Linked DNA regions of Homo sapiens: region 1 is linked to region 2. A link is an interaction called in ENCODE POLR2A ChIA-PET data of the cell type or tissue named here. Cell type or tissue: PC-9. All regions are shown on one strand. Each heading gives the region's core, and the rest is flanking DNA. Links, peaks and the distances in the headings are about the cores only. Region 1 overlaps EWSAT1 (Ewing sarcoma associated transcript 1). Region 2 overlaps SPESP1-NOX5 (SPESP1-NOX5 readthrough).

Region 1 (15,024 bases), core at 7,150-9,649, 48 kb after region 2:
GACTCCTTGTCTTCTTTTTTCCTTCCTTCCTTCCTTCCTTCCTTCTTTCCCCTTCCTTCCTTCTTTCCCGTTCCTTCCTTCCCTCCCTCCTTCCTTCCTTCCTTTCTCCTTCCTTCCTTCCTTCCTTCCTTCTTTCCTTCCTTCCTTCCTTCCTTCCTTCCTTCCTCTTTCCCTCTCTAATCACATATGAAGTGCTGTGCCAGGCAGATTGTGTAAGATAAAACAACAACAAAGCTTGAGATGTGGTCTCTGGCTTCCAGGAGCCTATAGCCTGGTGAGGAGGTACCACCCAGCTGCGAGAGTTAATTTTCTGGCACAGGTACTTGATTTTCATAAATTGCCCTCATGCCAGATATATGTGTTGGGGGCAGGGAGAGGATAAGAAACAAACCTTGTGATGTGATAACCTTGAAGAGCAGGGATGTCACTTTTTAGGAGGCTTAAATCACACCAAGTGTAGAAGGTTCCAGACTTTCAGAGGTGAGGGGACAGCTACAATTTGCAGCAATACTACCAACCCTTCCCCCAACATACCCTTCTCCCCTTCTTCCCTGAAAAATGATCCCCAAATATGTCCATGTCCTAATCCCTGGAATTTATGAATATGATAACTTACATGCCAAAAGTGTCTTTGCTATTGTGATTAAATTAAAGGTGTTGAGATGGGGAGGTTGCCCTGGATTATCTGGGTGGGCCCAGTGTAATCACAAGGGTCCTTATAAGAGGGAGCTAGGAGGCTCAGAGAAGACATGAGGGTGTAAACAGAGGTCACACAGGGAAGAAAAGGCCACTTTGCTGCTGCTTTTGAAGACGGAGGAGGTGACCACAAACCAAGGTGGTCTGTATAAGCTGGAAAAGGCTCCCCAGAGCCACCAGGGGAATGCAGCCCTGCCCACCCACTTTAGAGCTCTGACCTCCTGAACTGTAAGACAATAAATGAGTTGTTTAAAGCCACTAAGTTTGTGGTAATTTGTCACAGTAGCAGTAGGTAGCTCATACAGTCTTCTCTTCTCCTCTCTGTGATCCTTGTGTGGCTAAAAAGGAGAAATGCTAATATTTATTAGAAGTTACAGCAGTGAAAAACAGAGAAAACGTATTTCTAACATATAAACTTGACCACAAACTTATTAATTTACAAAAAGTTTGATAAGAAAACAACCAAATGCCAAATTTTTAAATGAGCAAAGAATATGAACACGTAGAGTTCAGGAAAAGAACAGTGGATTGCTTTGTGCTAAAATGGGAAGCTTCTCTCACACATGTTAGAGTGAAAGGAGTGAGCTGCAGAATACCCAGGGGGTACTCTCTCCATTCATGTCAAAAACAAAATAGAGTCATATCTATAGGATTTTACACGCTCGTTTTTGCTGGAAAGAATCACAAGAAAATATTAGCAAAGATTGCCTTTGGGAGAGGAATAGAGGGGAATGGTATTTAATTTTTAAAACTTTCCTGATGTTTGAATTTTTTAACCTTATACTTGGGTTTGTTAATGTCAACAAAAGCTATCTGACCAGGGAGATTTTGACTCATTTTTTTTTGTGTTTTTCTTGGTGCCTCTTTGTCTTTAAAAAAAAAAAAAATCCAATTAGCATTATATAAGGTGGGTCACACAGGGAGAAATCTTCCAGAGTCTACCATGGCATATACTATATGCACTAAAATTCTTGCAAACAGGAAGACTGGGCTGTCCTGTGAGGTTACTATTCAAGCTTTAACGGGGGGCCAGTGTCAAAAGAAGTATGACAAATCCCCAGCCCTCTATAGTCCTGGTTTCTCTCAGGATGGTTACCAAGGCCCTCGGAGCTAAAGATGATTGTGTCACCAGCCTGGTACCTCTAGGGCTTTGGGGAGAACAGATCTGCATCAGGAGGGGAAAAGGGGTTTGTCACTCACTAACCATTCAACGTTGGGTAAGTAGGGACTTTTCTAGGCTTTTGTCTGCATCTGGCAAAATGGGAGTGGTGAGGGTGTTTGTTCTCAGGGTTACTATGAGGCTTAAATAAGATCATGCTGTGGGATGCCCAGCATGGCCACGGGCCCAAGCCAGAACATGACAAAACCAAGTCTTCTCCTCCTTTCTTATGTTTATTTCTAAGCCTGTCGAGGACTGAAGGAGGCCCTTGTTCAGCAGAAGAGAGGTAAGAGCAAGTCTTTGTCTATAAAAACCCAGAAGCCTGATACAGAAGAGCAAAAACACACAGCCACAGGTCTATTCCCACATATGTGTGTTTGCCACCGGTTTGCCCTCTCTACCGAGTCACAGAAGAATATTAAAGTTTGTGAGCCCTTTAAAGCCAAACAGGCACATTTTTCCTTCTCCCCGACGGACATTTTAATGTCACTGCAGTAGCTGAAGTCTTAGGTGTCGTTAACCCACGTGCCTACCTCCCATGACCAGGGTGGGGGAAGAACAAGCACGCTTTGTTCCCGAAGCACCGGTTGCGACGTGCTGGTTTTCTGAGAGCAGTTGGACTTTTAGTTGCTCCAGGTGGTAACTGGGGTCAAATGCACTGAGCTTAAGGGAAAAGCTGAACATTTGGAATCCCAAAATGTGGAGATTCAAAGGCTCTTTAAGAATCCTTTCCTCTGATGGACAGTGCCTGTCAGGAGCTGTCCTGCACCCCTGGCCGGAGCTGGGCAGCCCTCTGCCCGATGAGCTTTGAATGAGGAAGGACCAGTCTCTGCCAGGCCAGCGCCAGTTGTCTGAGGAAGCTCCTGCTTCCCTAGGCCTTTGGAGATACTGACTTTTTCCCAAGAAGAATCTTCTTGCCCTTTCCCCTCTCATTCACAGGTTGATTTGTTCATCTGCACATTTCTGTGGGAGTCTTTAAGCACCAGGCGCTGTCCTGAGCTCTTGTCAGTGTGGCAGTGATGAGGATATCGACCCTGCCCTCAGGGCCAGGCCACTCTGGTGGCCAGGGGAGCAGTTAAGAGGCTCCGCAGCACAGGGGAGGGGGCTTTGGCTAAAATAGAAAGCATCAGTCAAGCAGAACTTCACGGAGCACCTAACAGAGGCTGGGGGAAGGAAGAGAAAGAAGTAGATGGATTCCAGGGATTTATGGCCTGGGGCTTGATTAAATTTGAGGGAGTGAGAGAGGAAGGGATCAAGGGTGATCAGATTTCCAGCTCAGGGGCAACAGTGACAATATAGAAGGGGAAGGAATTTTGGAGCAGGGTCATTGGGAGGAGTGAGAATGAATCAGGCTTTAGACATGTTGGGTGTCAGGCCCCTGTGGGAGGTCAGAATGGAAAGTCCTGCAGGCAGTGGATATATGGTTTCATGGTACAAGAGAAATATCGGAACTGGAGACATGAGTTCAGGAGTCAGCAATGCATGAGTGGTCAAGGAGGGCAGAAGAGGGTGAGATGATGGCTCAGGAGGGAGACCAGGACAGCACTGTGAAGGCCCTATCCTCAAAGGATGGGGACAGAGGAGCCTCCAAATCTAGAGGACGAATCCTAGAGAGTAAGGAGAATGCACACACAGTGTGGCATCGGATTCACCCTTATCCAGATCCCATGTTCTCAGGGCAATTTCCTCTGGGAAAGCAGCCTTCCTCCCTTGCCTTCCGTGTGGATGAGGATGGTGGATCCTTAGCCAGTTGTGGATCCCAGCCCCACGCCCCCTTCATTGGTTTTGGGATGGCTGTATGACCCCTCAGAGCCAATGTGCAGCGAGGAGGCATGGATGTGAGTGAGGGGAGGAAAGGCAGGCTATTGTGGGAAGGAGAGACTCCCCCTCAGGTGGGAGAGAGTAAGGTAGAGATGTGAAGTCAGGCACCAACACAGCCATTTACAATTGTGAGGGAAAGCTTGGAGTTACTGGGGGTCCGCTAAGTGAAGCCTGCAGGTGAGGCCGGTATTGTAGACGGCAGGACGGAGAGAAATCAGGTCGTAGATAACATTGTTTGAGCCACAAGATCAAGCTTCACCTGAGCCAAACCTCCCTCTGGGCTTTTCAGTTATGCAAGTCAATAACTTCCCTTTCCCGTTTAAACGGTCTCAGCTGAGGTTTTGTTTGTTTTGCTACTCGCAATACAGAGTCCTAATAAATGCACAACCTGAAGAAGAGACCTCCTGGGGTCAGTGGGCAGAATGGGGTGGGAGGGGAGGTGTCAGGATTTAAGAAACTTTGACACATCTGTGTCCCTGAATCACTGTCACCTGCAGAGCCACAACAGGTTTTCGATTTTGCAATCTCTTTACAGTGTTTTTCTTCTCCTGCGGTATCACTTCTCTGGCAATACAATTAACATGATTCCAAAGTTGCTTACTCACTAAAAATGAGATGTAGTTGGAAAATAGGTTATCCTCCCCTTCTCCTTATGTTGCCTGCCCAGATGCTGAAGGGCTGTCTTTATACACCAGGGTCAATGGTATGTAATGGTGTGTCTCTCCCTATTCAGATCCATCTTCCATACCATGGCCAAGTGGGCTCTCTAAAATGCACATCTCTGCTTAAAAAACACTCATACTTACAAAACTGAGCCAGGCATAGTGGTGCACACCTGTAGTCCCAGCTACTTGGGAGGCTGAGGTGGGAGGATCACCTGAGCTCAGGAAATGGAGGCTGCAGTAAGCTGTGATTGAGCCACTGTACTCCAGCCCAGGCAACAGAGTGAGACCCTGTCTCCAAAAACTAAAAAAAAAATAAAAATTAAAAAAAAACCACTTATACTTCCCATGGCCTGCAGGAAGAGATCACAGACCCCTTAGGATGGCATATATAATCACACACATGTTCTAGATCCTGGGTGGCCTTCCTGCATCAGCAACCCTCCTATGATCCTCAGACAGCACTGCTGTGTGAACTCCAGCTGTGCGATTGTGCCATGCCCCCCCAGGTCTCTGGGCCTGCGTTCCTATCTCCCCTCTGCTTGGAAAGGTAATTCACAACAATAGCTCACACTGACGGGGCACATCCTGTGTTTCAGGTGCTCCACTGGAGGCTGCAGGTGGATTATCTTGTTTAATCCTCACAACTTCCTAATGAGGTAGCGCTGGTATTAACCCCTCCACCCTGCCACAGTGTCACTCGGCTAAACAACTCAGATTTGGGGGAATATGCTAGAGAAGCACATAGGAGTTCTGGGTTGAGGTCTCCCACCGGAGTTAGGGAATGAAGGATCAAATGAAAAAGGTCAGAGGAAATATGATAGTCTAGAGGCCAGGAAGGGGTTTGAAGATGAAGGGAGGAAAACTAGGTGATGAACTGGGGCTGCGTTGCAAGACTGGGCAGCTCCATCTTGGTTGACATTGGGGCTCCTCCCCACGCAAGCAAGGGTCTGAGGGCTTAAGGAACCCACATAGCTCAGGCTAGGTCCTCTGGACTGCGAGCTGCCCTGGACACCATAGATAATGGCTGTTGTCCAGGATTTCCTAGTCCCTGAAGACTGGAGGCTCTGCCATGTCCCTGCCAGGCTTACCTGAGAGTGTGTGTGTGTTTGTGTGTGTGTGTGTGTGTGTGTGTGTTTATAGGGGGGATTATTTGCACCTTTGTTGAGGTTGGGAACCTTGTGTGCCAAGTAGGCGTGACCACCCTAGGGTCCTCACTGCCCACTTCCCTCTAAGGTCTCCCCACCGCCGCCCATCCCTATTGCCTGTCTGCCCCTTTTTCTGGTGAGGAGAAGCTCCCCAAATCCCTTCTTCAGCTACTTCCCTCTCACCTGCTCCAAGCCCTCCCTCTCTCAGACAATTCAGCATAATTCCCCTGAAAACGTGTTTTTACAAAACAAAAGCCAGGAAGGGGAGGAGGTGTGTTCTGGGGTGCTTGGCAACAGCAGCCTGTGCAGCCAGCGGCTTGGCTGGATGATGTGGCTCACCCAGCAACACAAAATCCTCTGAGAACAGAACTCACAGAGGCTGGGCTCTCTCCCACACTGGGGAGGGGAGTGTCTGCAGCTGGAAGAGCAAACTGCATGCAATTGCCTCCAGGTTTCCCCATCCCATGTGTAATGACATCTTCATTTGATTAATGACTGTCTTCTGCATTCACCACTGAGTGTAAACTGTATAAAGACAGGGTTTTGTGTCTGTTCTGGTCACTGTGGCCTTAGTACAGAGTCCAGCACACAGTAGGTGCTCAAGAAATGTTTGTGGAGGAGGGAGCGAGGGAGGGAAGAAAGGAAGGAAGGAAGAAGGGAAGGGAAGGGAAAGGAAGGGAAGGGAGAGAAGGGGAGGGGAAGTGAGGGGAAGGGAAGGAGAGAGGGAGGGAGGGAGGGGAGGAAGGGAAGTGAAACAGTTTGAAGGAGGTGATGGGCAGGATAAGAGGAGCATCTGTAATTTCACCTTTCTCCGCCTCCTTTTCTCAGAGCCCCTCTTCTTGGGCCTGCGATTCCTCACCTGGAAGGGAGAAGAGTGGACTTCCTGCCTAGAGAACACCTTGGTAAACTCTTTGTGGTTCCTGTCATGAGAAGGTGTGCAGCTTAGGGAAAAAGCCTGTGAGCTCTGGAATCAGATGGAACTGGATATGAATTTCCATTTAGTGCTTGTTGGATTAAATGTGATGCTAGTAAGTACACTTGCCTAGTTGCTGCTCAAGAAATGGAGCTATTATTATTTACATCATAATTTGAACTTCATTCATTCAACCCATACCGATGAGCAGCCACAGGCCCTCCTTCCACAGGGCTTACCTTCAGAAAGTTCCACGTGTCCCTTACTTTCTGGTAGGCACATTCATGGGCACGTACCATGCTAAGGACCAGGGACCTGGAGATGAAGACAGTCCTGTCCACTGAGGGGTTCACATCTTTCCATAAAACGTTCTGACCCCCCTGTTTCTTTCTTCTCATCTCCTCCTCCAATCCCCCCTGGGCTGGGGCACCTCCTCTGCACTGTCCCTCTGGAAGCAGAGAGGAGTTTCCAACCTCCTCCAGTCCCCTGCCAGGTATCCTGAGCCTGAGAGCTCCTCAGAGCATTGTCTGCAGTTACCTCCTCACTTACAGCCCAGACTGAGATACTCACACTTGTGATTGCCCAGGTGGAGGGGAGAGGTCAAACTCTTCCCATGGCCTCCTTTCTCCTCTGTGAAAACTCCAGATCTTTGCTCCTGATTTTTTTTTAGTGTGTACCCTTTTGTATTTCAGCTTCTCCCAGCCGAAAGAATAAAACTGGTAAGAGGAAGGGAAATGCAGCCTCAGTAAGGAGGCCTCCATTCTGGAAGGGCTTCCCAGGCCCAGAGAAGGGAGAAAGTAATTTGGAACCACCCAAGTATTGGTGATGCCAGGCCTCACCCTACCCTGGGGATATTTGAATCTCAAAAAGGGAGCATGGGAATCTGACAAAGCACTTGCATGTATAAAGAACTCCTCCAAATCAACAAGGCAAAAACCTCATTAGATACATAGGCAAAAACCTCAGAAGAGCCACATCACAAAGGAGCACCTCCAAATGGCCAAGAAGCATATGAAAATATGTTCAATCTCATTAGCCAACAGGGAATTCAAATTAGAACTACACCAGGATGGCTGAAAGTGCAAAGACTGACAATATCAAGGGCTGGTGGGGATGCAGAACAACTGGAACTCTCCTATGCACTGCGGAAGGGGTAAATTAATACCGCCCCTTTGGAAGAACAGTTTAGAAGCATCACTAAAGCTGAATATATTCATGCCTACTCCGGAAATCCTGAGCCCAGGTATATATCTAACAGAAGTTTGTTTATAAAGGCACCAAAAGTCAATTACACAAGATACAAGAATGTTCATAGTAGAGCCGTTTGTATTAGTCATAAACTGGAAACCACCCAAATGCCCATCAGTGGTGAGTAGATAAATAAAGTGGGGGTAATTTAGACAATGAAAATGTGTATAGCAATGAGAATGAATAGAGCACTGTCACCTGCAACAACATGAACAAATCTCACGAAGGTGATGTTGAGTGAAAGAAGCCAGATACGTAAGACAGCACGCTCTGACGCCATTAATTTCAAGTTTGAAAACATGTAAGCCTTAAGTCTGTGGTGTTAAGAAGTCAGGACAGGGGTTGCCTTTGAGAAGGAGTGGGGCAAAAAGGGACTCTGGGAGTGCTGGTAAAATTCTGTTTCCTGATCTGGTGACAGTTATAGGCTATGTTCACTTTGCAGAGATTTATGTTGTACATAATTGGTTAAGTTTTGCATCTTTCTGTATGCATGTTATACTTCAACAAAAAAGAAGTTTACTTGAAAAGGAGGCAAGTAGAGCTGGGCATTGTGGCTCACACCTGTAATCCTAACACTTTGGGAGGCTGAGGCAGGAGGATCACTTGAGCCCAGGAGTTTGAGACTAGTCTGGGCAACATAAAAATATTTTTTTAAAGAAAATTACCTGTGTACAGTAGTGTGCACCTCTAGTCCCAGCTAGTCAGAGGCTGAGGTGAGAGGATCGCTGGAGCCCAGGTAGAGGGTGCAGTGAGCTGTGATCGCACTGCTGCCTCCAGCCTGGGCGACAGATGGAGACCCTGTCTTTAAAAGAAATTAAATTAAAAATAAAAAGAGGACAGTAGGGGGAAAGCAGTATGGAAAGACAATGCTCAGCCCAAAGGGGTGAGTAGGGGACTCTGCGACTGTGTTTACTGGAATTTAGAGACAGTCTCTGGGAGGGAATGGAAGGGAAGGAAGCAGGTGGGGCAGAGGGAGAGGTGGGGTTTCAGTGCAGGCCAGCCACAGCCTCTCCAATCCCTCAATCCCTTGTAGGAGTCCTGCAGCTAGATGAGTTCCTCAGAGTCATCATGACTTGGGCTGTGATGGCCACACCTTTATACCCCAGCATTGGTCAGTCACTGAATGTGCACTGCCCAGGAAGAGGAGGGATCTCAGGCCTGGCTGCGCTCTGCAGCTGAGGCCGTCTGAAAGGGGCTGGCCTGACTATAGCTCTCCCAGCATGTCCCTCCTTGAAGTGGATCTGGGCGACCACCACAGGAAGCCTGCCACCTGAGTTTAGAAGATTTGGTGGCCTGTAAAGATTTTTTTTCAGATCCCTCAGTCCCAGCATTCCTAGTCTGGTTAAACTCGTCCAGCGGTGCCCAGCACTCATAGGACCTGCTTTGCATCATAGCCTGCAGACAGGCTTCCCACACAGGATCCAATGCCTGGACACACCAGAGGTCTTTGCAGTTTGCCTCTCACACCTCAGCCAAAGCCTCTCCTTGGCCTGGACTCATTTGGTGAAATCCAGCTATCCTGTAAGACTTGAGAGTCACCTCCTCCAGGAAGCTCTCCCAGATCTTGCCCCTTCTACCAGGAAGGCTGGGCCCTTGCTCTTCTGAGTCCCCTCCAAGCACCCTAGCACCCTGCCTTTTATAAAACTCTCATCACACTCTTTGTTTACCTGCTGGTAGAAGTAGACTGAGATCAAGAGATGCCTTGTCACTCCTGATCACTGACACTGCACAACAGTGACAACAATTCTGATGGCTGCCATGTACTGAGCTTTTCCAGCCAGGCTGGCATTTGCTGTGCACATCCATGCCTGAATTTACTAAATCCCAACAACCAACCAACCCTGTGAGGTCAGAGTAGCTACCTTATAAAGCAGGCATGATTGCCCACAATCACACAGCCACTAACTATCAGAGTTAGCACACACGTGGGAGTCAGTTTGAAGTCCTGGTATCCTCTGGAAATGGTGGTCGGGGAAGGAGGGGAGAAAAGGGAAGGGAGGGGTGGGGAAGGAAAGAGAGGGAAAAAGGAAGGAAGAAGGAGCGAGAGAAGAAGAGAGAAAGGAAGGGAGGGAGGGAGGGAAAGAAGGAAGGAAAGAAGGAAGAAAGGAAGGAAGGAAAGAAGGAAGGAAAGGAGGTAGGGCTTTCCATCCATGGCCCTGAGGACTATCAGAGTCCTCAGGCCCATTGGAAGCTGTTTCACATTTGAAGAGGGACTCATGAAACTATGGCAAGCTGCTGAGTGGGAGAGGGCAGTCCCCCAGCCCCTCCCTGAGCCCCGCCCATCTCTGTGTTTCCAGAACCTCTTGCTCTCCCTGGGATCCTGGCCTGGGGAAATGCAGTCCTCAAATCAAAGCCTGCCTGTGGGAGCAGGTTCATGGGCCAGATCTAGAGCAGGGGCAGGCTTAGTTCACAGTTTTAATCCTGATGTTTACTTTCTTTCTTTCCATTCCTAGTGGCTCCCTTTGAAGAACTGCCTTGGGGTTCATGTTGCAGCATCAAACAGGGATGGAAGATGCATCTTGCTTTAGCAGCAGGAGCCTGGAAAGCAGCTGAAGCCCTGGAGGGTGCCTGGCACACAGAATCTTGTGCTGAGCCCGGAGCACAATGGGAGCGGGCTGGCGGGGTGGGTTCACAGCTGGACTGGGAGCAGCAGACATACAGGCCGTAGGCACAGACATATAAAGACAGTCATGCAGATTGCAGGATGCCTGAGAGCACAGACTCTCACATGCACAAATACGTGCATGATCGCCAGTGTGCATCCAGACAGCCCCACATGCATGCACACGCATGCACACATGTGATGTGTACATAGATGGACACATGTCTATGCCCACAAACACTGCAGAGACACAGAAGTGTCTGGCAAGGAACACTATTTTGTCCTCAATTTTCTGCCAGTGAGAGTCTACTGACTCCATCTCTGAAATGTCTCTACTTATTGTCCCTCTTCTCCACCTGCACCACATCCCTAGTCCCTGAAACTCCCACCGAGACCCCTGGGCAATAGCAAAGTCTGCACAGGATTCCTGCTCCGCCTCTACCCCACCCTTAAGCCCATCCTACATGCAAGAGCAGGAGTTATCTGGGTATCAAGCAAATCTGACCACATCACCTCCCCACTGCTTAAAACCCTTTCCTACAGGATGAAGTTGAAATCACTTGACATCCCATATAAGGCCCTTGACTGTCTGGCATCAGCCATAGTCTGGCCTCAGGCCCTGGCATGGAGTCCCCTGGACTCAGTGCTCTGGCTGAGGGCCTCCAGGATGAAGATACCCTGTGCAAAGCCTCACACTTTTGCTGTTGCTGGGCTCACTGTGTGAAATTCCCTCCTCCCTCCTTCCACCTTCCCTATGCTGAACTGCCACTCCTCCATCCTCCATGGCCAGCTAAGCCAACACCTCCCCACTTCCTCCTGACAACCCAGGCACAGCCACTGACCTGTCCCATGGCTGTCACAGCCCTTTCTTGGGCTCTCAATGGTATCATTGTCACCTGTGTGCTCATGAGCCTCTGCCACTCAACTCCAAGCACATCAAATAAAGAGCTCAAAACATATCGGATACTCAACAAATTTCTGGGTATGAGTGAATGAATGAATTAGTCTGTAAGACAGGATCACACTAGGTGATTGTTCTGGCTACAGAACCTGGGCATGTCCTATATGTAACTCCTATGATCTCAGCCTCCACATAGGTAAAAAAGGGCTCTCTATCTCCTGGCAGAATCTATGGTTCAGACCATGGAGATGTATATAAATAACTGAGCTGAACGGCTAACATGGTGGGCGCTCCACAGATGACAGCCATAGTTACTGTCTTTAACTTCTACTTTTATTTCCAGTGAAGTCTTTCCACTCATGTTTCTTAATTCTCCATCTCCCTCACTGCCTATCCAGTTCAGTGCTGGACTCCTGGAACCAGCTCATTGAAGGTGCATTGTCGGATTGATCAGCTGAATGGCTTCTTAAGGCTTGTTTCCAACCTGAGAACTCTGAGCTGAGTACTGTTCTTCCTCCCTCCCAGCCTCCCCTGAGACTGAAAGCTGAGAGCCATACAGAGATCACTCCTCTTCCAGGCTCCAGAAGCTGAACATCTGCTCCGTTTGGAGTTCTATGCACTGAGCTGAGTTAGGACCTGGGGGGACAGGAACAGCTGAGCCTTTCTGCTCCAAAAGGCAGAGTCATTTCAGCCAGCCACCCAGCAGCTGCCTAGCCCCTCCCAGACACCCCCAGGGATGCTGCACATGTGGCTAGGGTTCCCATAGGAACCTCTGTGGAGACCTGCCATCCCTGCTTCCCCACATCTCCTTTTGGACTCGTGAGAGAGGTTAGGAGGAGGAGGGGAGGGGAAAGGACAGGACTGCCAGGCACTTTCATACACAAACACCCAGTCTCTTAATCCTCACAATAACTCTAAGAAATATGCTATTGTTATCCTTGTGGTACTGACAAGGAAATTGAGGCCCAAAGACATCTAACCCAAGTTCACCCAGGTAACAAACAAGAGAACTGGTCTGCCACCTTATCAGTTTGTACTGACACAGTATCAGTCAGTACCAGCCAGGGATCTCTGGTTGCAAGCCACAGAAACCAACTCCCACTATCACAAGCAAAAAAATTGCTGAAGGACTGTGGTGCCACACCAGAAGGAAAGGAAAAGCTGAAGACACATGATTGGAAAGGACAGGAAGAAGGGCAGCGTCAGGATCTGGGTGCCAGGAACGGACCATCATTTCATTGGAATAAATAAACTTCTATTTTTAAATTCTTTTGTCTCTCCATTTAGGATTCAGGTTTGGGGAGGAAGCTGGGCCCAGTGCCACTTGTTGGCTGGAAGAGGACAGACTACTGTAATTGACAGTCCTACCAAGCCTATATTCAATGGGATAGGGACTGCCCCTCCCTCCAAATTGGGATGCTGTTTCCAGAAGAAAGGGGAATGAATCCTAGGCAGGCGGAATCCCAAGCTCACCTGACTGCACCATGCTGTGATGGGCTGCAGGGTGGGACAGTTTCTATGGCTCTCTCTAACGGAACTAGACCCACTCAGGAGGCAGCAGTGGTTAGAAGATGGGTACTGGGAAGAAGGAAGCTGGAAGTGATGGTCTTCGTTTTTATGGGAACAAAATGCATTTACATCTCAATGTTAACCACCCTGTTAACTGACCTCTCACATCCCAATACTATCTCTCTCTTTTTCTCTTTACCCAGTATTGAATTCCCAGGATCCCAGAGAATTATTAGTCACCAGCCTTGATTGGTAGAAAGAGTCCTAGTCACCTTCTAATATTCTATATGATTTACTTTTGTTAATTGTTCTTTTTTTGTATAGACGGGTCTCACTATGTTGCCCAGGCTGATCTCAAACTCCTGTTCTCAAGCGATCCTCCTACCCCAGCTTCCCAAAGTGCTGGCATTCAAGGTATGAGCCACCATACCTAGCCCATGTTGTTTATTGCATGACTCCCCTGTCCCCTGTCCCCTTTAGAGTGTAAGATCCAGGAGGGCAGTGATTTTCTCCTGTTTGTTCACTGCTGTCTCCCCAATGCCTAAAAGAAGTGACTGGCACAGAGCAGGTGCTCAATAAATATTTGCTGAATGAATGAGGAGGTACCAATCTCTTCAACAGGCATTTGGGATGCAATGATGAACCAGAAGACAGATCCTGACCTCATGGAATTTATAGCTTCCATGACTTTAGTGAGACAGAAACAATTACAAAAACATGTAGCAAAAGAACAAAACTAAAATAATGAAAAATTGTGAAATATATTTTGAAGGAAACACACAAAGGTTTTAAAAAACAGAACTAAGAGGGTAGGAAACTACTTAAGATATGGCAGTCACAGAAGGAAAGAAGGCCTCTCTCAAGCAACTTTTAAATGGAGACCTGAAGGGTGAGAAGGTGCTGACCACAAAAAGTGTGAGGGCCGCTTCTTCCAGGCAGAGGAAAGAGTATGTACAAAGGCCCTGAGGCTGGAAATAACTTGGTATGTCTGAGGAGCTGGACTGTGAAGGCCAGTGTGGTTGGAGCTTAGTAAGCAAGGGCTAGAGGCCTACAGGCTGAGGATGGAGAGTGTGCCAGGCGCTGGGTTGACAGCCCCTTACAGGCGATGGCATGGAGCTTGGATGGCATTCTGGATACATTGGGAAGCTATCAAATGGTTTTTAACATTCGTGCTTGACCCCATTTGCATTTCAAGCTGATCATTCTGGCTACTGGGTGGAGAATGCATGGAGCTAGGGAGTGGGGGACCAGTTCGTAGGCAACTGTGGTGGTCCAGACTGGGGCTGAACTCAGGTGGCCAAGGCTCAGAGGACAGTGGAAACTTTTGAGTCACTTCTCAGTTATAGTCTCCATGACAGGTGCTATCATCAGGCTGGATGGTATCACCCTCCAGGGGCCACAAAGGCACCCCCCCTTACCAGCCCACTCCCAGCCTGTGGGTGATGGATAGACCAACTCATGGTCTGGCTAGGCCCTGGGCCTAAATGACAGGTGACGGATGGGGTTGGAACTAAACGCTCTGAGCCATGTGGCCAATGCACTGTTCCAAGGAAGACTTTGGAGGCAGGAGTTAATTTAAAGAAAGGAGTAGGGGAGCTCAATATCGCTTCCTCCACTGCTCAATTAGTGGAGAGAGCTGCAGGGAGCTGGAATTGTAAAGACCCCCTTAATCATCTCTGTCTGCCTGGCAGCGTGCAGGAGTGTGGCAGGGATAATTGCACCTACCCATTAACAAATGCAATTAAGGCGCCTGGGCCTCTAGCACCCCCTTCTCCAATTAAACAGCAGATGAGGGGCCCGTGGGGGTGGGCTTTAAGATGAATCACTTGAAGCTGGAAACTTGGAGCCTGGAAGTCTGGACAGAGAGGCGATTAGAGATGATAAAATCGTGATGGGGAAGGAGAGACTCATATCCAATACCGGCCTGCTCCAGCTTGAGGCCCAACCCACAGTTGGGCAGATATTCTTTGGGACAAATTAGAAGAAGTTCTGCTTCACACATAAGAAAGTCAATATTTAGAACCCACCAACAACCACTTCCAGCCAAGTGCTTCCCCTTTGCCAAGGACACACTCACTGAGTGTCTAGATACAGGTGAAGACCTGAATAATTCATTTTGATGAGAAACCGTGAGGTCTGGGTATGTTGGCAGGGAGGGTCCAGGAAGGCACGTTCTTGTCCTGTGAAGGGGGATGGGGGTGGAGGAAGGGGACTTCCATTTGTGGGCACCTCTAATATGCCAGGCCTTGTGCTCCCTCCCTTTCCATATGGCATATCCTTTAATTTAATCCAGATCCCACCAGCCTCACACAACAACCACGATCTCTTCATTGCAGTGATGGAATAGAAGTTTGGAGAGCTCAAG
Region 2 (15,024 bases), core at 11,987-14,486:
TCTCGCTGCCTGACGAGAAGCTGGACCAGCTGACGCTGGCGCTCTTCGAATCGGCCGACGCGGACGGCAACGGGGCCATCACCTTCGAGGAGCTCCGGGACGAGCTGCAGCGCTTCCCCGGAGTCATGGAGAACCTGACCATCAGGTACGGCCGGGTCTCGGGCATTGGCACTGTCCACGGCGGCGTTAGACTCCTGGTCGGAAGTGTGGCAGGAACTCACCGCGGATCCACTCTGCCCTACCCCGCCCTGCCCCGCCCCTCCCCAGTTTAGCCCACTCTTGAGTGTACTGCAGGGCAGCTGTCTTCATTGCCTCCACTTCCTGCAGTGTCTCTGCAGAATCAACTCAAGGTCTGAGGCACCTACTGTGTGCTGAGCACTTTTGCATATACCAGTGCATTTTATAGCAATACTCGTTTTACAAAAGGAAATTACTTCGCCTGAAGTAAGTTGCCTAGGATCACACAAATAATTAACAAAGGTATTTATGCAATAAATGTTTGAGCAGCTTCTATGCAGCAGGCACTGTTCTGATTAATGCAGTGAATGAGGTCTCCACCCTGCTGGGGCTCCATTCCAGACGAAGAGACATGTCATTTACACCAATAAACACACAAACTAGAGAAGCACAAAATTAATAAGTGCTGTGGAGAAAATAAGAGTGTAACAGCAAGACCCAAGTCTGTCCGACTCCAGGCTCTGAATAGAGCCGGTTTTGTAGTTCATTCTTCCTGTGTATTAACTTTTTTTTTTTTTTTTTCTGAGACGGAGTCTCACTCTGTCGCCCAGGCTGGGGTGCAGTGGTATGATCTCGGCTCACCGCAACCTCCGCCTCCCGGGTTCAAGCGATTCTCCTGACTCATCCTCCCGAGTAGCTGGTATTATAGGTGCCAGCCACCACGCCCAGCTAGTTTTTGTATTTTTAGTAGAGACGGGGTTTCGCCATCTTGGCCAGGCTGGTCTCGAACTCCTGACCTCAGGTGATCCGCCCGCCTTGGGTTCACAAAGTGTTGGGATTACAGACGTGAGCCACTGCACTGGGCACCTACCTGCCTATTAACTTTCTTGGGGCTTACTTACCAAAACATATTTCAGATTCTTCCATCCTTTTCGACTGCTTCTTTTAAAATTGGAAAGTAAAGAGAAGTAATAAAAATAGCGGTGGTTGTGGCATTAGGCAGACCGGAGTCCCCTTTCAGCTCCGCGGAGCTGTGCGACTGTGACCAAGCCACTTGACCTCTCTGTTTCCTGGTGTGAAGAAAGCCGGCCTGCTTGCCAGACTTGGTCGGCCATAGCTTGAAGGGGGTCTTTAAGTTAAGACACAGGTGGTCCCCGCCCCACCGCTCGCCTCTGAGCGGAACCCGCCTCTCTCGCAGCGCTGCCCACTGGCTGACGGCCCCCGCCCCCCGCCCACGCCCGCGCCGGCCGCGCCAGCTGACCCGCGCCTACTGGCACAACCACCGCAGCCAGCTGTTCTGCCTGGCCACCTATGCAGGCCTCCACGTGCTGCTCTTCGGGCTGGCGGCCAGCGCGCACCGGGACCTCGGCGCCAGCGTCATGGTGGCCAAGGGCTGCGGCCAGTGCCTCAACTTCGACTGCAGCTTCATCGCGGTAGGCTCTGCCAGCACACGGTGCTCTGAAAATGTTAATTAGGAGCCGAGGTGGGCTCCTCCTAGACAGAGCGACCCACAGAGGACACCTGGAATGCCAGGGCAGGGTGGCACCTTAGAAATCAGCTGGGCCAACGCTCAGAGTTGGAGGACGCCGCCCAGAGAGGGACAGTAGCTTGTCCACAGTCACACAGCCAGTAAATAATAACATAACTGGCATTTTTGTGCACTATGCACCAGGCACGGTGCTGAGCACGCTCCATTTGATCTTCACAACTCCCCTATAGTGGACCCCTGTGCAGGAGCACCTTCAAGAGGAAACCCTAGAAGAGGCTTTGAATACCAGACCATGGAGTTGGAATGTGGTTCTCTGGCTCATGGATGAGGCCTCTAAGAGGTGTTTTTTTTTTTCTTTCTTTTTTTTCTTTTTTTTTTTTTTTTGAGACGGAATTTTGCTCTTGTTGCCCAGCTGGAATGGCACGATCTCAGCTCACTGCAACTTTTGCCTCCCGGGTTCAAGCGATCCTCCTGCCTCAGCCTCCCCGTAGCTGGAATTACAGGCAACCGCCACCATGCCCAGCTAATTTTTATATTTTTAGTAGAGATGGGGTTTCACCATTTTGGCCAGGCTGGTCTCGAACTCCTGACCTCAGGTGATCCACCCTCCTCGGCCTCCCAAAGTGCTGGGATTATGGGCATGAGCCACCACGCCTGACCTCTAAGAGTTTTTGATCACACAACTCCTACCATTAAAACAAAAGCCCTCTTATGCTTATATGCATGCTCTATTATCATTAGCTAATAGACTTATGGCACAAAGTAACTACAGGGGAAGATTCATCATTGATGAGCAGGGATGCCCATCTCTAGCTCAGATACGCTTCTGGATATGAGCTTCTCATTAGAGTGGGTTTTATAGGTTTTATTTTAAATTTATTTTTATTATTTTTAATTATTAATCTTAATTTTTGTGGGCACATAGTAGGTGTATATATTTATGGGGTACATGGGATGTTTTGATACATGGGATGTTTCGATACATGCAATGTGTAATAATCACATCTTGCAAAATGGGGTACCCATCCCTAAAGTGGGTTTTGTCTTAATGGCTCAACGAGCTAACAAAGACTTCATTCCAGGAGTGGGAGACGTGTGATTCATTTTCTTGGTCACTTGCTCATGTATTACTAACACAACTGTTAATCTGTGGTTTCTCTGCTGGGAAACTTTTAAAGCTACTTGTCCTTCCTGTGAGGGGTAGTTAGCTTAGTTTTGGTAAAGTCAAATACTGTAACCTACAAGTCCACATCCTTGGCAAACATAAATATACTGAAAGCAAATGAGCAATGAGAGAACCCTGGTTAACCACTCTGGATTTGGCTCCTGCAAGGCACCTCGAGAACTAACACAACACGTGCCCATCTGACATATGGACTAAATGAGGGCACCAAGTCAACAGAGATATTTTATTTATTTATTTATTTATTTGAGACATGGTCTTTGTCACCCAGGCTGGAGTGCAGTGGACTGATCATAGGTTGCTGTAACCTCAAACGCCTGGGCTCAAGCAATCCTGGGCTCAAGCAGTCCTCCTGCCTCAGCCCCCTAAGTAGCTAGGATTACAGGTGTGTGCCACCATGCCCAGCTAATTAAACAATTTTTTTTTTCTATAGAGACAGGGGTCTCGCTGTGTTGCCCAGGCTGGTCTCAAACTCCTAGGCTCCAGTGATCCTACTGTCTCAGCCTTCCAAAGTGCTGAGATTAGTGGAGTGAGCCACTGCGCCTGGCCCATATATTAAATATTAGTAAAAGCATAGATGTTTCTCATGTGTTTAGACAAAAATTAATACAAATAGACATTCTGTAACTTTCTCTTCCCGCCACAATTCTGGAGATCCTCCTCTAGAGACCCCAGGTATGAATCCAGGGAAGCAACAAGGCATGGGGGCAGGGGACTTTGGTGAGTGTCCTGTTCAGAAAGCACAGCTAGCTCAGGAGGATGCAGGGAGGTGGCTGGGAAAAGAGGACAAGGCAGACAGAGAGTGAGGCAGGGCTCTCTCCCACTCTGCCTGGCCAGGTGCTGATGCTCAGACGCTGCCTCACCTGGCTGCGGGCCACGTGGCTGGCTCAAGTCCTACCACTGGACCAGAACATCCAGTTCCACCAGCTTATGGGCTACGTGGTAGTGGGGCTGTCCCTCGTGCACACCGTGGCTCACACTGTGAACTTTGGTGAGTGATCTGGGGCAGGGTTGGGTCGGGGAGAAGCTTGAGCAGCCTCAAGCCCAGAATGCAGGGCCCAGCCCCTGTGTGTACTGCCTGCCCAAAGGGCAGAGAAGGGGTGCCCTGGATAAGCCAACGCTCTGGACAAAAGTTTCTGCCCGTGCTAGTATCTGATGGTGCAGGGTGGGGATCCCAATGGGAAGGTGGAGTGGGAAGAGCTGGTCTTGCAGTCACTCAACCTTTCTGAGCTTGTTTCCAGTACTCCAGGCTCAGGCGGAGGCCAGCCCTTTCCAGTTCTGGGAGCTGCTGCTCACCACGAGGCCTGGCATTGGCTGGGTACACGGTTCGGCCTCCCCGACAGGTGTCGCTCTGCTGCTGCTGCTCCTCCTCATGTTCATCTGCTCCAGTTCCTGCATCCGCAGGAGTGGCCACTTTGAGGTGCCCCAGTTGCTGCCCTTTTGCTTCCCCCAAGGCCAGGGTCCTACTTTCATTTCTTTCTGTGTCCCCTCTGATTTACTCCAGAGCCCAGGAAGGTCCCAAGCTGGTCTGCATATTATTTGCATGTGATTTGGGACCTGCTGCTGTGTTCTGCCACTGGACTGTAGTTTATGTCTGCCAAGTGTAGATGTTTTGCTGCGGAAGAGTCTGCCTTTTTGCTGGCTTATCCCTTTAGCCTATTTGGATTAAGTTGGGCTTAAAACAGTACAGGGAGGGGAAGGAACATAGGCTCAGCAGGTTTTGAATCCCCACTCCACTGCTTACTGGTCGCTCAACCTTTCCAAGCCTCAGTTCTCTCATCTGTAAAATGGAGGTGTAATTCTCTATGTTATTTTAGGAATTATAGGCGATAATACATGTAAAACCACTAACTACATCCTAGCACATAGGTGCTCTGAAAATGTTAGTTCCATCTTTGCTTCTGTCTCTCCAGCCTCCTCAAGATGCAGAAAGTCACAGAGGACTTGGTTTGGAGAGCTTGACTATCTTGTGGCCTGACCACATCAGAAATAGACATATACTGAGCACGTACCTACTCTGGGCCAGCAACAAGCCTTTGAAGTAGGAATCAGAATCCTCATTTGACCCATGAGGAATTTCACACTCAGAAAAGTAATGAAATTGCCCAAGATCACAAAGCTTCAGAAGGTGCTAAAATTGTCTTCTGCTATTTCTTCTCCACTCCCAGGAAGCCATTGCTGTCTTTCCTTTCTTCCTTCTGAGAATGGGTCGGGGGTAGCGATACTGATGCTCATGATCCCTGTGGGGGCAGTCCACTCTGCCCAGAACCTCCCCAGGCAGATATTTCAGATGTTTGCCTCTGGTATCAGGAATCTTCCCTTACAGCCTCCTTTGGCCAAGCACCCAGAAAAAGAAGCTTCCCAGCCCCAACATCTTACCCAACTCCATCCCCGGGAGAGAGTCAAGGCTCTGAGCACTGCCCTGGCTTTGAGGATAACCCTGAGTCCTGGCTCTGTTCCACCCCCCAGGCCTTGAGCTCTGGAAGTTGACTGCCCCCCCTACCCCCATAGGTGTTCTATTGGACTCACCTGTCCTACCTCCTCGTGTGGCTTCTGCTCATCTTTCATGGGCCCAACTTCTGGAAGTGGCTGCTGGTGCCTGGAATCTTGTTTTTCCTGGAGAAGGCCATCGGACTGGCAGTGTCCCGCATGGCAGCCGTGTGCATCATGGAAGTCAACCTCCTCCCCTCCAAGGTACAAAGGTGGGGGATGGGGAGGTGCTTTTCCAACTCACCCCAAGGGACAGTTTGTGGGGTGGAGCAGCTGGATACCCTGTCAGACCCCCAAGGAAATAGAGAATAGTGTAGCTGCAGCCCCATTGCTATGGAGGAGAGAAGCAAAATGCAAGACCCAGTCCAGCCCTCCAGGAGGGAAGCTTTAGGAAGATGAATGGCAGGGCAGGCAATAAACCTCTAAAATCCGATTTTGGGGAGAACAGTCTCCTTCAGCTCAGTAAGCGTTTATTAGTGCCTACAGGGTGCCAGGCCCTGAACTAGGTTACAGAGAAATAGAGAAGGTTCTGCACTGTCCTGCTTTCTAGGGGAGCCAGCCCTTTCATTACAGTGCAGGGCTGTGTTGCTGGAGGTATTAAACCCTTTGTCTTTGGGAGGTCAGAAAAAGCTTCAGAATAAGGGAGAAGATGCCATATCAGGGTTTTGAGGGATGAATAAGAGTTTGTTGGATAGAGAAGACAAGGAAGGGTATTGCTGGCAGGAGGAACAGCACAGTAAAGACACAGAATTGTGAAAGGGTATACTGTGCTTGGGGGACCACAGGTAATTTGGCATAGCTGGAGCCAAGTTGCCAGGAGGAAGCCAGAGAGGTGAGGAAGGCCTGATTATGAAGGGCCTCCTGAGCTGGGAGACCAACCCCGCAGGCCATGGGGAACCCCTGAGCACGCTGGGAGGAGATGGTGGTATTAAGCTGTGACCATTAATATTCTAGTTAGATTTCTTTAGTTGCTCTGTGGAAGGTAGCTTGGAGGGGGCTTGTGGGGAGGTTCTTGCAAATACAAAGATGAGAGTTCATGAGGGCCTTGACACTGAGGCAGTGGCCATGGGATGGAGGCAGGTGCACATCACAGAAAGACTCAAGAAGCAACTGGTTATGTTTTGCGGCAACAGAGAGGATGGAGTCTAGGACGTCTCCCAGGTGTCTGAGAAAAGGAAGGCAGTTCTAGGCGGGCTCAGCTCTGGACACACTGCGTTAGAGGACCTGGGAGGCTGAAGAATGAGGCTGTGCTCTGTGTCTAGGCTCTGGCATCCAACAGCCTCAGCTGCATTCAGATCCCACGGTTTCTTACCCAGTGGCCTTGGGAAGTTATTTAACCTCTCTGAGCCTCCTCTTCTTGTCCCTAAAGTAGAGAGAAAATAATATCCACGTCATACAACTGCTGTGAGGCCTAGAGATAACACAGTGCTCCAAAGCAATTGTCTGGAAAGATGTTGTTATCCAAGGAGAGATGCCCATTGATGGTTAGAATGCTAGCCACACTCTGGCTGAAGTTCCAAGAAAGGGCTGGAGTAGCCAGGGAGGCATCACAGGGATACGTCACAGAGGGTCCACTAAAAAGCAGTGCTTACACCCTGAGAGGCAGGGTAAAACCAGGGGCCCCAATTCAGACACAGCCTGGCTGCCCCCTCTAGGATTGTTGCCCACTTCCAGATTGGCAGGTTGGCTGCTGAGGTGGGCCACCACTCAGAAGCACAGAAGAGTGTCATGTCTCGGGGCATGCCTGTTTTATGGAGGAGGAGGGCAGCCCAGCTTCTGCCCTCTTGTCCTGTAGCCCCTGGTGGCTTTGGGCCTGCAGGAATGATGCAGATCTCCTTCCTCTTTCCCAGGTCACTCATCTCCTCATCAAGCGGCCCCCTTTTTTTCACTATAGACCTGGTGACTACTTGTATCTGAACATCCCCACCATTGCTCGCTATGAGTGGCACCCCTTCACCATCAGCAGTGCTCCTGAGCAGAAAGGTAATGGCCACCTCCTCCAGTCACTCTGCACATATTCACTGAGTTCCTACCGTGGGCCAAGTACAGGCTGGAAACTCGGAACACAGCACTGAACAAGGCCAGAAACACAAAGTCAGCCTCAAAAAGCTCTCTTTGAAGTGGGAGCAGGCATGCAGACACCGATTGGCATGGCAAGGGCTGTACCAGCTGCACTGAAGTCTTACAGGGAGGGCCTGGCTTGGTGGAGAGAAGCCTTTGCAGACACAGGGGCATTCAGCTGGACTTTGAATGGTTAGCAGGAGTTTACCAGATAGGGAAGGAGATGGGGAGGAGGCAGAGGGAAAAGCAGAAGTAAAAACATGAGGACCTGGAAACTCAGAAGAGTCTTCTGTAACTAGAGCTATGGGGGGTGGCGGGGGGTAGGCAGGTGGAGTAGCAAGGAAAGAAGGGAGGGACATACAGAGAGAGAAAAAGAGCATGAAAGGCAGGTGATGTGGCTGGCAAAGCCAGTTAGAGCTAGGATGGGACTAAGGAGGACTTCAGAAGCAAAGTTGGAATCCAGATGGATGGAGCAGCCAATTGGGAGCCAGGAATGGTTCTTAAGCAGAGGAGTAGCCAGCTCAGGAGAGGATATAGGCATTTTTAAGAGGGCTGCGATGGGAGACCAGGCTTCCCTACTCCCACCTGGACTTGGGCCTTATAGAGCCCCAAGGCAGCAGAATCCCTCACACCCTTCTCCAGCCCTGAACTATTCCCACTGCTTTTTGGGTTCCCAGCACACACAGAACAGTTCAGCTGATGCTTTGCTCAGCTGTCCTCTGACTCTCACCCGTGCACGTGCCTTCCTTCTGGTCCCAGGCTGTTTTTAGAGCTGCTACCTGGACCTCTGCCCTTCTGGCCAGGCCAATGATTGGCCTTCCCACCACGAGAGGTGCCTCCAAGTATGACAAGTGTGGCTTGCACTGACATTTCCAACAGGGAAGGCCTTGAGTGACCTATTACAGTAAGACCCTGGCTTGGCTTCATGAGGGGTATCCAGCCCTGGGTGCTGGGGGTTCTCTGACTCATCCTGGTTACAAGCTTTAGTGTCACTCAGGATGCCTCCCAGACCCAGCCCAGCAGGACCCCTGGCCCAGATCCCTCAGCTCACGATGTAGACCCAAGGCCAGGGTTTCCCCATGTGGGGCTGCATACCCCCTACCTTGGAATCACCTGAATTGTGCCCTCAATGTACCACGGAACAAAGTTAGAGGTTGGAGAGGGTGAAGCTATTTTCTCCCTATTTTTTTCCTTTTCTTTTCTACTTTGTAAAGAACGTCTATGCTCTCAGAGAACTCAGACAATATCAAAATATGTACAGAAGAAAATGAGAATCCTTCAAATAATTTTATCCAAGGAAAACCATTGCCAATTATTTGGTGAATAGGCTTCCAGCTCTCTCTCTCTATCTATCTATCTACATGGCTAATCAGATGGAGAGATTTTGTATACATGGGCTCACACTACAGGCAGTGTTTCATAGCAGCACACTTTTTCTTAGTGAACAGTATGTCATGGAGATCTTTGCATATCAGTGAATATACAGCTTTTCCTTTTTGTGGCTGCATGGTATTCCAGTGTGTGGATACTAATATGGTTATTGACTATTATTAATATTATATGGGCGTGTCATGTATTTCACCAATTCTTTTTCTCCCCTAACTTTCCAAACTTGTTATATTTCACCAGTTCTTTTTTTTTTAGAGTCTCATTCTGTCACCCAAGCTGGAGTGCAGTGGTGTGATCTTGGCTCACTGCAGCCTCCGCCTCCCGGGTTCTTCTGCTTTAGCCTCCTGAGTAGCTGGGATTACAGGCACGTGCCACCATGCATGGCTAATTTTTTTGTATTTTTGTATTTTTAGTAGAGTCTGGATTTCACCACGTTGGCCAGGCTGGTCTTGAACTCCTGACCTCAGGTGATCCACCCACCTTTTCCAAAGTGCTGGGATTACAGGCATAAGCCACTGTGCCCCACCTTCACCAGTTCTTGAAGGGATTTCTTCTGGGTCTCAGTTTGGAATCTGCCTGTCCTTGGACCCTGGGAGAGTCTCCTGCCCTGAGCTGAGAGGGTTCATGTGGGGGCTGATAATATACCAACTTCGTTTACAGAGCTTGTTTACTGGAGTCAGGAGTGGGACTCAGTTTAGCAGCTGTGGCTGAATGAATTCAACCACCATTCTTGGAGACCTCCTAGGTCTGAGTCATTGCTTGAGGCACTTCAAGCGACTTGGGATGCTGATGCCTTAATGAAGGAGGAAACCTCAGAGAGGTGGATGGAGCTAGGATCCTAGAACTTGAGCTCCAGTCCTGACTTTTCAATCCACTCCTCATAAACTATGAAGCACCTCTCTAAGCCTCTGTAAAATGCAGAGTAACACCAGGTCATGAATTCCTTCATCAACTTGAATGGAACATCTTTATTTTTACTAACCTCTAACTGAAATTTAGCATTTTCTTCAATGATAAATGTGAGCAACAAACCCCAGGAGCATTAATGATACCTCTGACTTTTTCACGGTAAAAACCATGGATGCCTTTCTGTATGTTACAGTTGTGGCCAATGCTTCAAGAGTATTTATGCTCACTACTACTTCTGATTCCCAGGGCTCGTTGGGTCCTGCTACAGCTCATTAATTCATGTATTAACAAAGAAGCACATGGATTCCTAAGTCACAAATTTTTTTTAACATTTTGATAACTAATTATAACTGGATTCATATGTAATTTCTCTGTATATTACTTTATGTCAAGCTTGTCCAACCTGTGGCCCTTGGGCCGCATGGGGCCCAGGACGGCTTTGAATGTGGCCCAACACAAATTCATAAACTTTCTTAAAACATGATGAGATTTTTTTGTTTGTGTGATTTTTTTTTTCTTTTTAGTTCATCAGCTATTGTTAGTGTTAGTGTATTTTATGTGTGGCCCAAGACAATTCTTGTACTCCCAATGTGACCCAGGGAAGCCAAAAGATTGGCCATCCCTGCTTCGTGTATTTAGACCCTTATTCTGAGAAGGAGACTATCCACTGCCTTCACAGGACTGCTAAAAGAATCCCTGGTTTAAAAAAAAAAAAAAAGGAAAAGGGCAAGAGTTCAAAGCAGGAGATCTCTTGCATCCTCCTCACTCTGATGTTGTGGATTCTATTTGGTACCACTCAGCAGAAGAGTCACGTCACCTCACACCACATTTCCATCAGTCATTCATTCAACAGATGACCTTAGTAAGCACCTGCTACATCCCAGGCATGGGTATCATGAAAGCAGTTGGTACCACCATGGACTGAGCGCCTACTGTGTGCACAACCATTGAATAGCAGGAGGGCCTGTTTTGGTGAGTCCTTGGCCTGATGAAGGTGGCAGAGTCCCTGCCTTTAGAAAATTCCTAGTGAGCTGCTCTGATCCTTTCTTTGGTACAGGAGTCTGTACCCTTATTAAGCTCAGGTTGACTTCATCAAGAAAGATCTCAAGGTCTGCCCCACAGAGATCAGCTCTCCAAGTCCTGTGGCTATGGCTGCTAGTCTGGTCCTGAGGAAGGACATTCAAACCAGGACTTGGAGGGCTGAGGCCCAGCAGCAATCCCTCCAGTGGGGTGAGGCTTGCTCCCTGGTGCCGGTCACTATGGACCTCCTTTCCCCTCCCACTCTTCTCTTTCTCAGACACTATCTGGCTGCACATTCGGTCCCAAGGCCAGTGGACAAACAGGCTGTATGAGTCCTTCAAGGCATCAGACCCACTGGGCCGTGGTTCTAAGAGGCTGTCGAGGAGTGTGACAATGAGAAAGAGTCAAAGGTCGTCCAAGGTAGGTGGCTACTGGAGGGAAGGGGTCCACTCTGCTGGCAAGTCCACAGAGACCAAGTTGCCTCCTTCTTCTCAGTGAGCATCAATTATTGAGCAACTGCTGTGTACATAGATGGCAGCACAAGGGGGTTAGGCAACTGCTAACTCCGTGGTCCAAGAACCTTCTCGAAGTCTGACCACTCCAGATCCTTCCCAGTCTGATGTCCCCCATTAGAAGGGGGAGAGAGCAACAGAAAGAGAGTGGAAATTGAAATCAGAAAATCCCATCTCCAGGTCTCTGCTCTAATACTTTCTAACTGTGTGGGCTTGGGCATGTCTTTTGGTTTGTTCATCTATAAAATAGAAGTCGTTTCCTCTGTTACTTACCTTTCTCCTGTGACTATTTTAAAAACCAACTGAATGAATGCACATAAAGTATTGCTTGAAATAGGCAGCCTGGTCCAGGTGGGCCCCTCATCATCATCATCACCATCAGCAATGTTATTCTCTTTTGAGCCTTGATGAAACCTATAAAGCTGATGAGTTGCTGGTGTCATCAAGGCTTTGGAGGAACAGAGAGAGACAGAGCAACTGCTAAAGAAATAAGAATAGACGCTGAGGCCGAGGGTGGCTGAACTCAAACTAAGTAGACTGTGCCTCCTGACTGGGATACAGGTTAACATATGAAAACCCTGCCATAGGAGACGTTCCCAGGCCTGGCCCAACCCTACCTTGCCATTGGGGAATTTAAAATCCAGAGTTGAAATCCAGGTGAGATCCTGCTTGGCCAGACCAGAGGACCTTTCCAGGACCACACCAGGAGCAAAGGTCTGGGATATGCAGGGATAGGTAGGAGAAGCAGAACGTTCTCGGCTGTTAATCAGGGAAACTTCCTGAAGGAGGAAGCTGACTTTCAAAATCAGATGAGTCATGGCACACTGTGGATCAATGGGCTAGATACACTAAAAGCTGTTTTCTTGGGACCTCAGTCACCTCTGCCACTATAAATTGGCGCAACTTTCTGGCAGGCAGCCTGGCCATATGTGTCAGCATTTTAAATATGTATACCTACACACCCAGCAACTCCATTTTAGAGATGTATTCTTAAAAGCTAATTGGGGGCCGGGCACGGTGGCTCACGCCTGTAATCCCAGCACTTTGGGAGGCCGAGGCTGGCGGATCATGAGGTCAGGAGATTGAGACCATCCTGGCCAACATGGTGAAACCACGTCTCTACTAAAAACACAAAAATTAGCCAGGCGTGGTGGTGCGTGCCTGTAGTCCCAGCTACTCGGGAGGCTGGGGCAGGAGAATCTCTTGAACCCAGGAGGCAGAGGTTGCAGTGAGTCGAGATTACACCACTGTACTCCAGCCTGGGCAACAGAATGAGGCTCCAACTAAAAAAAAAAAAAAGCTAATTGGACAGGTGCACACAAAACATAGTAATTTCCTTGTTCATTTAGCAAATATTTATGAAGCACAGCATCTGCTATTTTCCAGGTTCTGTTCTAGATGCTGGAGATCTATCAGTAAGCAACATAGGCATAGTCACTGCTTACCTTCTGGTGGGGAGACAGACAATGAACAAATAAATATATGCATAACATCTCAGGTGATAATAAATGCTATAAAGATAAATAAGTCAGTGTCAAGAGGTAGGGATGGGAAAAGTGCTATTTCAGAGAGGGTGGTTGTTCTCAATAATGAGAAAATGAGGCTAATCAAAATGCCGAACAATAGGAAAATACCTAAATAAATTGCTGATCACCTTTACAATAGAATATTAAGTCTCCTAAAAAAAATGATTTGGTCAATTTAAATGTATTTACCTGGAAAACCAGTCAAGATGTAGTAAGTGGAAAAAGCAGGTTACTAAAAAGTATGCTCCATTTATGTAAAAGTGTTGTGTATGTCTGTGTTAGAAAAAAATCTGTAAGGGCATAGAGAAAATGTTGAGTAGTTATGTGCTCTGATACTTTTTTCACTATTGTTTAATAGTTTCTATATCTGCATTTTTAAAGCTAACATTATCGATTTGTGATTTAAATAATAAAGAAATTTCTGTTTTGAAACAAAGCAGAGTGTACAGCCCCCACTCATCCAGTCCTGCATCTCAGCACAGGGAGTTGTGGCATCCAAGGATGTCACTGGAGCTGACGTCCTATAGGCCCAAGGGAGATCCCTGGCCGCAGGACGAAGACCTGGTGTACACGAAGACAAAGGAGGAGACTCACACACAGTGGGAAACTTCTTCTGAAGACAGTGGCCTAGTAAGGCTGAGGAAGGTGGGACTAGAGACAGGAGGGCCAGCTGGCTTATCTTCCCAGGGATCGTGGGTCCTTGCAACATGCCTTAAGGGCAAAGCCATGTTCAGGAAGTATGACACATCACTTGGATGTCTCTGAAGCCAATCATCTGCCTGCTACCTTCCTAACTTTTGCGTAAGAACTGCCCCAGTAATACTTTCTACTTAGTATTTCTCTTACATCCCAACATTACTTTAAACTTAATTGTATTCAAAACAAGTCATAAGATTATTATCTCTAATGGAAAACTAGTATCGCATGCTGCACAGGATAGCTCTGAAAGTAAAAACAATGAGAATCAATGTTATTAAATTCTTGCTAGATGGCCTGTCTGCTAAGGCTCCATGCCAGAGGTGGTGCTCCACACTCTTACTCCTTCCTTCCCTCCCTTCCTCCCTTCCTCCCTCCCTCCCTCTCCCTTCTTTCTTTCTTTCTCTTCCTTTCTTTTTTCTTTCTTTCTTTCTTTCTTTCTTTCTTTCTTCCCTTTCTTTCTTTTCTTTCTTTCTTTCTTTTTTTTTTCTCTCTCTCTCTCCTTCCTTCCTTCCTTCTCTCTCTCCCCCTCCCTCCCTCTCTCTTTCTTTCTTTCACTCTTTCTTTCTTTTCTTTCTTTCCTTTCTCACTTTGTAAAAAGGAAGGAAAAAAGAGAAGAGATTAGTAAGTGTTAGAGAGGTTAAAAGATGCATTAGCCAGAATGGAAGGCTTTCTCGTTGCCATCAGAAGGACTAAAGAAAATTAAAAGGAGAAGAGCTGTCTCACAGCATAACTCTCAAACCACCGCCAGGAGTTCATGCCCCACACCAGGGGGAGCAGCCTTCAGTCATCTCGGGACAAAGAAGCAACACAGCGTGATGTCACAATCCTGGACAGGCAGCAGGAGACCCAGGCTCTACCCGAGCTCTGTGGGAATGTGGGCACGTCCTTCCCATGCTTTCAGCCTGGATGACTGCGAAGGTCACTCCTAACTCTGCCTCCTGCACCAGAGCGGGAAATAGCACAGGCTCCTTCAGGCCTGTTCTGGGGTCTGCTTCCTTCACCTTCCAGAAGGAAAGGCATTGACTTGGACAGGGCTGTCTGACTGTCTACCACGCTCTAAGTCCTGAGGAAGACAGAGGAGGCCTGCTCTCTTCCCCGAGGAGCACACTGTCTGAACCCCAGAGCAAAGCCCTAGGGCCTGGGGAGCTGTGAGCCAGGGGAGGCCCTGGCTTCTCTGCTTGGAGAAGGTGGGAAGAGCTTTGAAGAGGAATAGCAACTTCAAATGAGCTGGACAATGAAGGATACAGTGTACACTGACAGAATTTGACAGCTGGGGAAGAGGAAAGGGTGTTTCAGGCAGAGGGAAAAGAATATTCCAGGCTAGTAGGGGAATGCTCTCCAGTCACACCCTGAAACTGACTTGTGCTGGACCATAGGAGCCACTGTTAAATTTTCAGGAATTTCATGAGCTGGTTGTTAAACACAGTTGTTATGGTGGGAGCCATGGTGGGCAGGATTTACACCACAGAAATGGGCAGAAGCTAACAATCAAGACTGTTATCCCTTCGCCAGAAGTCAGTTTACCAGCACATCCCTGATGTTCTCTTTCAAAAGAGCTTCGTGTTCCCT

The links. ChIA-PET counts read pairs that join two places held together with the same protein. Peaks named below come from ENCODE experiments on the same cell type or tissue, not always from the same donor. Only the 100,000 strongest peaks of a DNase experiment are listed, where the experiment ranks them.
Region 1: POLR2A ChIA-PET joins it to region 2 with 5 read pairs; 5 of 35 experiments call an interaction of 5 or more read pairs at or near these places.

Annotation. Positions count from the first base shown.
Region 1 is chr15:69,084,601-69,099,624 of GRCh38, forward strand. EWSAT1 (Ewing sarcoma associated transcript 1) reads left to right here. Exons shown (of 4, transcript NR_026949.1): 2 at 6,315-6,514; 3 at 7,092-7,767; 4 at 10,101-11,224. It overlaps LOC124903516 (a long non-coding RNA gene), which reads left to right and starts at 12,984. Exons shown (of 2, transcript XR_007064693.1): 1 at 12,984-13,073; 2 at 14,996-15,024. RefSeq lists enhancers at 1,744-2,338, 5,091-5,592, 8,833-9,333. In PC-9, for the core only: no CTCF peak of the experiment used is centred there; DNase peaks (open chromatin) are centred at 7,751 and 8,711; H3K4me3 peaks cover 1,864 bases; H3K27ac peaks cover 2,500 bases.
Region 2 is chr15:69,031,668-69,046,691 of GRCh38, forward strand. It overlaps SPESP1-NOX5 (SPESP1-NOX5 readthrough), which reads left to right. Exons shown (of 17, transcript NR_033672.2): 5 at 1-145; 6 at 1,376-1,610; 7 at 3,687-3,840; 8 at 4,091-4,269; 9 at 5,361-5,543; 10 at 7,190-7,322; 11 at 10,996-11,138. It overlaps NOX5 (NADPH oxidase 5), which reads left to right. Exons shown (of 16, transcript NM_024505.4): 4 at 1-145; 5 at 1,376-1,610; 6 at 3,687-3,840; 7 at 4,091-4,269; 8 at 5,361-5,543; 9 at 7,190-7,322; 10 at 10,996-11,138. Among named protein-coding and RNA genes, the nearest start is that of NOX5, 24 kb to the left of the region's middle. RefSeq lists an enhancer at 4,414-5,613. In PC-9, for the core only: a CTCF peak has its summit at 14,151; DNase peaks (open chromatin) are centred at 12,094 and 13,494; H3K4me3 peaks cover 33 bases; H3K27ac peaks cover 2,500 bases.